Linked DNA regions of Homo sapiens: region 1 is linked to region 2. The links are chromatin contacts, found by Hi-C or POLR2A ChIA-PET in ENCODE. All regions are on one chromosome and are shown on one strand. The core of a region is the stretch at or near the end of the contact, and the rest is flanking DNA. Distances in the headings are between cores, read along the strand shown.

Region 1 (3,821 bases), core at 731-3,230, 42 kb before region 2:
TCACACTTTGTTTTTAATTTATTTTTAATAGAACTGAGCCTTTTTGTTTCTCTCCTCAATGCATTATTAGTCCTTATCAATGGCCACTCAGTTTCATAGCCCTGATAGTTACTGTTCCCCTGTGCTATCTCAACATAGATAAAGTTGTAACCTCCTAGAGCATGCCAGTAACTATCAATACTCCAGCTGCCACCAGTAATAGGCTCCTACTTGCCTTTGAAGAGACAAGTGATTAACCTCTGGAATCCCATCCTGCCTGTGTCTACTTCCTAGGAACAATTGCAGAACCAACTGGCTTAGTTTGGGTGCCCTGGAAGCAGCTCCTAATGTAAGGATTCTTATGAAAGTGATTTACTGACGGAACACTCTCAGAGAAGGAGAGTAAAGGAAGCAAGGCAGATAAGGAGGAAAAAACTAAGCAAGGAATGGTCTAGGATGGAGAACAGATTCAGCCTGGAGCTCTGGAGAGTGGATTGCGACACAGAGTTGGTGTCACTTAAGGCCCGTGTGCTGGTCTTTGTACCCTGCATGTCACTTAGTCAATGGTCGCTTGCCATCATGGGGGATGATGAGATGGCTCCGATTTGGCCCAAGGCAATTATTGGAAGAGAGCGGCTAAGAGCCAAGAGCAAACAAAATTCATTGCAGCTGGAGATGCGTGCACTGACCCAGAAAAGGAGATCAAGGCAGGTATCAATGTTATCTATTATACACAGTTTGTAAAAGCAGAGCCGGGATTCCAACCCAGGCAGGTTGGTCTGTTGTTTGAACAAGCACATATATTGCTTCATGCAACTGCAGAGGATGGAACATGTTTATGTCTTGATTTGTACAACTGAAATATTATAGTATTATCTCTAACCTCATTTTCAGGTCAAAACCCTGCAATGACTTTGTTTATCTTGGGCTAAAATACACTCACTTGCTTAAGTTCAAGAGGCACTGCTCTCTCCAGTTCCCACAGTAAGGTTCTGTTTTCACCGTAATCAGATTCTGGCCGCCGAGAAACCTATTTGTCTATTGTCTACAACAGTTCGGACCCCATGTTCCCTCTTGTAAACATTCGGAGGAAAACTTCAAACCTAAGTTATCTCACCTTCTAAAAATATTTTTTCCAAAGGAACAAACAATAATTATTGCTACCTTTTTTTAGTTATTTCAGAATGATATTTCATTTTAGTGTGCTATTGTTGAAAAATGAAACTAAGTGGAAAGACACAATAACACAGTGGTTTATAATTTCAGCAATATTATGAAAATACTAAATTTGATTTTTGAAGAATTTACTCATACATGATTGCAGAGATACAATATTAAATAGGATGAGATTACCAACAACATGGTTTCTTTGGAATCATTACCATTTAATATTTATTGAACAACTAGGCAAGTTAGAATCAACTTCACATTGAAAGTTATTGCCTTAAGGATTCTTACAAGGATCGTGATGGTTTGGGAGCATCATTCATGGTCTTTTCTCAATGCCCCTTGGTTCAAATAAATTAGAATAGTCATGACTGGTACTTAGCAATCTGAGTATATGTGTGCTGATCAGAGCATATGGCATAAAATGGCAAAACAGAGTATGAAGAAATACTGAACACAAAGTGAAGATGATTACAGGTTTTAAGTGTGAGTTTAAATATAACATGGCAATTCAATTTTGCATATTTAAATTTGCTTTCTCTCAGAATCCATAGAATTGACCAAAAAATATAAAAAGAAGAAAGTCATTAGCACTAAGAATCAGAAAAGTGGCATTAATAAGTCAGTAATGATGTTGTGTAAGTTATGTCAGATGGAGGAAAATAAGAGATTTAACACAGAAAGTAAATAGAAGAAAATAGATGGAACATCCCTGGGAAACCCCCCAGTGAGTAGCGAATGGCCAGTAAGGAAAATAACTAGACAGTTGGCTTGGGATAAATCAAAGGATTTTGGCAGCTGCACCAGGACAGTGCACACAGGACATCTGTCCACAACGTTTGACCTCAGCTTTCACGTGGCATGGACTGGCATCACGTTCTTGTAAGGAGGGCATTCAAAGACGCTAATGAGGGTCCCTAGTGCTCCCCCTGACTTCAGATGGCCACCACAAACAGAAAAGGAAGATAGTGCATGTAATGGATGCCTGTTGTTTTTTCCTGCCAAGCATTCATTCACCCTTCTGATTTTCCTTGGGAAAAAAACACCTGTCCCAATCATAGTTTCTGTGGCTCAGATGGGACCATCTGTGAGGTCCAGGCCTAGCTGATCCACCTCGGCCTTCCAGTATACTCCATCCATCCTAGACATTTTTCTCTTTTTAAGAAAGGTACTCAATTTTAAATCTCTTGGCATGGGAAATTTGGGGGAATAAGTAAATTTATTTCTATTGGAACTAGAAATTGAGAAAAATTGAAATTTTTTTAGCATTCTATCCTTTTTCATAATACAGAAATGCAAACATAGAAAAACAGGGAAAACCTCTGAAGCACTGCTGGAAAACAAGATGAGAGTACCAAATAACAAAAGGTACTAGGAACATGTAAACCTGTGCTGCTGACAGCTACCTGGTACCAGGAAAAAAAAAAAAAAAAGGAAAATTCTAGCTTTGACCTGATAAAGATTCCCCAGGTTTAGAGACACATGGACTGGACCAAATGGCAGGACTGGAAGCCCTCCATAGGAGCAAACCTTGACCCACAAAACACTCTAGGAAGTGGAGACACCAACCTCTTCATTCTGAGCAGCATAGGAGAAAAGATATGGGTGAACTTCCCCACTGCATGACTGTATTCAAATTGTCCAGTAAAACCTCCTTCCAGCCTGCACCCACAATGTCTCAGGCAGTGTGCTAAGTGACTTTGAAAATAGGACTTCATTTACTCTGAACAATGATCAATTTCCATGCTACATGTGAGACAGCTGGGGTGTGTGTTGCAGTCACTCGCCCCTGTCGTATGGGCAGAAAGTGGACCAGGCTTTGAGTTTGGGCTGCTTGGATGAGATCATATTTCTCAAACCACTGGATTCAAATGATACATTTATACAACTCACAGAACCCATCAGAGAAGGTAGCTTTTCAGTTTTAAGATGGCAAAGTGAGAAACTTTTTAGCACCCCATCCCTCTCCATAATACAGAAATCCAAAAACATAAAAACAAAGAAAACTTCTGGAGCATTGTCGGGAAACAAAATGAGAGTACCAAAAAACAAATTAGAAACAACTTCTGGAGAGCAGAAAGCAGATGGCATCACAGGGACTGAAATGTTTATCACTCTCGGTAATTTAGACATGCGGAGAGGCCCCCCTCATCCCCCATGAGTTAAGGAAACATGTTACCCTATTAAAATCTTAGAATGGCTTCAAGTAAAAAATTAAGGGCTAGAAACAGAGATTCAGGCTAGCAAATTGAAGTTTTCTTGGACTGAGCTGATGGCTCAAGATCTCGTCAAGAATTTCTCACTAAGCAGAGTGGAGTGGAGAGGAGGGGAGAAAATGTAAGATCAGAACTTAGTGTGGGTGAGTGCCCTAATACATGGGCCGGGGGATAATGCCAGCTAACTATCAGAACAAACCTGGAGTACATTTTTAAGAGTTATTTAATGGGCTCAGCTGTCTCAGGATATTATTCACTAGATTTCACAGCCAGTTGCAGCCTCACGCAATAGACTTCCTGAAAGACACGGCAGCAGAGGGTGGCAGGAACACCAGGGAGTAATTGGCAGGCAGCAAAGTGAGGGTATTCAGGAGCCCAGAAGACCCCTGCACAGAGTGTAGAGTGGTTGCCCTTAAGCTGAGACCTCATGATGTAAGAAAGAACACACAAGTTACAGTG
Region 2 (3,802 bases), core at 423-2,922:
GGGCAACACGGCGAACCCCCATACTTAGTAACCTCTGGTAAGTTACCCAAAACATTGGTTTCCTCATTGTGAAAAAGAAATAACAAATGTGTACAATAGGGTAATATGCAGAGACATGGGCATTCGGGTCCAGGAGCCTTTCCTAATTACAAAAATTAGCCAAGCATGGTGGTACGCATCTATAGTCTCAGCTACTTGGGAGGCTGAGGTGGGAGGATTGCTTGAGCCCAGGAGGTCGAGGCTGCAGGGAGCTGTGTTTGTGCCAGTGAACTGTAGCCTGGGTGACAGAGCAAGACCCTGTCTCCAAAAAACAAACAAACAAACAAACAAACAAAAACAAAAAAAAGTCATGTCTTTTAGGAGGGCAGTTGGAAAGCTGAGTCTGTTTAGCCTAAAAAAAAGGGAATTAACATTAAGACACGATCATAGCATTCAAACATTTGAAGAGATGTCATGTGGAGGAAGGAACAGACCTCAGACAGAGGAACTGAAGAGCACAGGATAGATCCTGGTGTCCTGAAAGACAGATGTGTCTAATGACATTCAAATAAAAATGCTCAGGTGGCAGGTGAGAGAATTGGATCCCTGCCAGGCCATCGACACACACTTCAGTAGACTCAAGAACACTGTGGTTCAGCGTATGAACTCTGGGTCAGCCAAACATGGCTCAAAACAAGCCCCCTGTTACCACTACCACTGCTTTTGAGCTGTGTTTCCTTAGACAATAATCATTGTCCTTAACCTTTGTTACTTAATCTTTCTAAGCACCACCTTCCTCAGCTGCAAATGGGAGATAAAGACAGCACCTGTCTCAGGTGCTCGTCGTAGGATTCAATAAGATAAGGCATGTAATCTGTTTCACTCATTGTTTGGCACATGAAGCCCCAGGTAAATAATCATTAAATGAATATTCCTTTAATGAATGGATTTCATAAAGAAAGTACCCAATAAGCATTATTAGCAATGATGTCAGTAGCACAACGAAAACAACAAACTCGCCATGCAGATATGAGGATGAAGTGAAAGACGGGTGAATGTACTATTGACCCCACCGAGGTTTGCAAATAGGTGGTGTTTCTCTTATCAGTCAGAGAGATAACAAGATCAACTTCTGCACCGGGTAAAGTTTGGACCAAATGTCCTCAAAAATCATCTCCAATTCTTAAATTCCGTGAAAATCAGAAGTGTCTAATAGTCCAATTGTAGAAGTCAGGAAGTTTCTATTCCCTCAGGACAGCAAGAAAGGTCATGGAGCTGCAATCATAAAGCTGTTTGTTTCCAGAAAGGAAATGAAAAGTCCTTCTCCCAGTCCCTATCCCAACTTGTTATTTACAACAACATAAAAGTGCTTTGTTTTTGTACCTTTCTCTGAAAGAACGTGGCCAATCGTCTCTAAAATTCTCAGAGTGTACATATGAGATTTCTTTTGCTTGTTTATTTTTTTCCCAAGCCCTCCCAAAGAAATGCCCCCAAGGACTGCAAGAATCTTCAGGATATGAATTATAGTCTTTTACAATATTTGGTCTTCTTCCAGTTCTACTTGGAATCTTTGACCTGAATGTGAAAAACACAGAGCCCTTGTTTCCACTGAGATGCAGAAAAGGGTTTTCAGATTGTGCCACCTTCTGGCCAAATTTGGAAACCAAAGTGACAGATTTCCTTCATGCCTTCCCAGCAGTGATTCTGCCCCACCAGGGAAGTGGGGCAGGAAATGTCTGCCTGCTGGGCCTCCCCGGAGGTATCATCTTGAACTAATTCAAATTAAACCATGGGACAGCTTCAAAAGCTCATTGCTTATGTATTTAGAAGCACATGTTTGTACTAAAGAGCAATTACTCATGGTGCTCTGATGTAGGTTCAACCTCTGGAGTGGGAAATCAAATCGGGAACTTTCTCAAACGCTTTTAGCTGCCAACCTTAGCAGATGTGTAAATCAGTTGTTGTTCAGTTGCCTGAAACACTCACAGCTACTTTTGTAACTCTAATAAAGAGAGATTAAGAAAGAGAGAACAAAGATCCAGGATCTGAAATCCCTGTCTACTTATGATGACTGAAGATTGATACAGGATTCGTGCAAAGGAGCCACTCTAGAGAAACCCCTTCATCTATAAAACTCATCCGAGTTTTGGGCCCAGACCCCTATGCAGAACTCTTTCTATGAATGAGACACCAGGATGCCTCTCGTGCCTCTGCTTTACGCACAAAAAAAAAACAGAAAATGGAATGATCTCCTTGATGTGTTTTCCCTAGAACCCACATCTTAACCTAAGCCAATATCTGTGGGAAAGAAGAGGCAAGGAAAGACTAACCCAGGTTATAGAGTCCCATAATTAACAAAGTTTCAAAAGAACCTAGATTAAATCATCCATTCCAGGCCTTCCCAGGGTGAAATAGAGAAGAAAGAACGCAGGTTTACCCAGGAGGGAAACAGCCCCATATCTACCTAGTAGTGAAGCTTCATGGAAGATCAAAACCTTAGGAGGCAGAGAATGCCAGACTCTGAGCCCCACAGTATCAAAGCAATGATGAAACCTAAGTATGTCTCATCAGCAGGTTCAGTTCAGCTCTGCGGCCCTGGCAGGCCCTGAAACCTCCTTCTCTAAACAGTGCCTCTCTTAACAAGAGCAGGGGAGAGAGGGATGCTTGAACATACTTTATTCTTCCTGGAGCTGGCGTATTTCACCAGAACAAAATTCATCAGCATTTTTTTAATCTGAAAGAGCTTGGGTTTATAACACACACTTACAACTAATATCCAAAAGTTTGCCTTCCAGGTGGTTGAAATATCACTATGCTGGTGGTCTATTCTAGACATAGATAGCTGACATAAAACACACACTTCCAAATATGCCTAAGATTTTTTTGAGAAAAATATTTTCAAAAACTATTAACCATTTCAAAAAAACAGGGAAATGTCTTGTGAATTGGCTATTCTCTATGAAACACATCAATACAGACGGTTTTTAAAGGAACATGATCTGAAAACACATAGGCTTAAATATGTACCTGATTTGTTATGAGGTGGATCCTTGGACTTTGTCTATTACTTAACACATTTTTTCATTAAAACCTTAATTTGTAGGCTTTTTGGGGACTAGATGTCTAACAGGAGAAGTTGGTTTTAACGCACAGGTTGAAGTAACAGAGCACTTCCCAAAGTATGTTCTTTGGGACACTAGTCCCTCAAGATGTTTGGCAAAAAGGGCATCTGTACCCAAAATTTGGAGAAATGTTTCATGTTATATATGTCTTCTAGGAGATTCACAATGCACATGAGCTTATAAAGAATCTGAGAAATTTGGAAGTAAAGGAATAACAGATTAAATTTGCTTAACTTCAAAATGTTCAAACTTCATTGGCCAAGGAATACTTATATAGAGAAACATCTAATGAGATCTCAAGGAGCTGAACACATCACAGGAAATTCTGCTAATACAACAAGCAGATATATGAGGTTTTCATTCTTATTGATTATGACTTCCCAGAACCAGGAGAAACAGGCCTCAACACTGAGACCAATGCACAATTGCTCTACAACACCAAAAACAACTTTCTATGGCAGGAGAACAGAGAGGAGACTGAACTAATAGGTCCTTGAACTGCTGAGGGCCTTTATAGACCATTTTCCTAAGCCTTTGCCCATAAAAACTAAGTTCCAGGAAACAACAGCACAGCTTGTAGTTATGACAACAGGAATGAAAAATCAGCTTCTTCATAAATCATTTAGGAAGTGAATCAACCAAGCCATATTTGAAGAGCTGGATTCTAACACAAATCTTGTCTTCACCTAAATCTCATAGGA

The links. Hi-C counts contacts between places; a loop is a spot of excess contacts on that map. ChIA-PET counts read pairs that join two places held with the same protein, here RNA polymerase II (POLR2A). Pooled maps may share reads with other maps.
Region 1: a loop to region 2 is called in a map of HepG2, with 9 times the contacts of the local background. The contact joins two enhancer-like sites. A Hi-C loop is called at or near these places in 5 of 168 maps with a recorded cell type or tissue (A673, Caco-2, GM23248 and 2 more) and 1 of 50 pooled maps. POLR2A ChIA-PET finds 5 or more read pairs at or near these places in 2 of 52 experiments (A673 and HepG2).

Annotation. Positions count from the first base shown.
Region 1 is chr17:68,817,795-68,821,615 of GRCh38, reverse strand. No RefSeq gene overlaps it. Among named protein-coding and RNA genes, the nearest start is that of ABCA8, 140 kb to the left of the region's middle. Within about 2 kb of position 1,980, at least 2 of the 41 ENCODE cell types and tissues checked have a DNase peak (open chromatin) inside an H3K27ac peak, as active enhancers do.
Region 2 is chr17:68,775,406-68,779,207 of GRCh38, reverse strand. No RefSeq gene overlaps it. Among named protein-coding and RNA genes, the nearest start is that of LINC01482, 150 kb to the right of the region's middle. Within about 2 kb of position 1,672, at least 14 of the 41 ENCODE cell types and tissues checked have a DNase peak (open chromatin) inside an H3K27ac peak, as active enhancers do.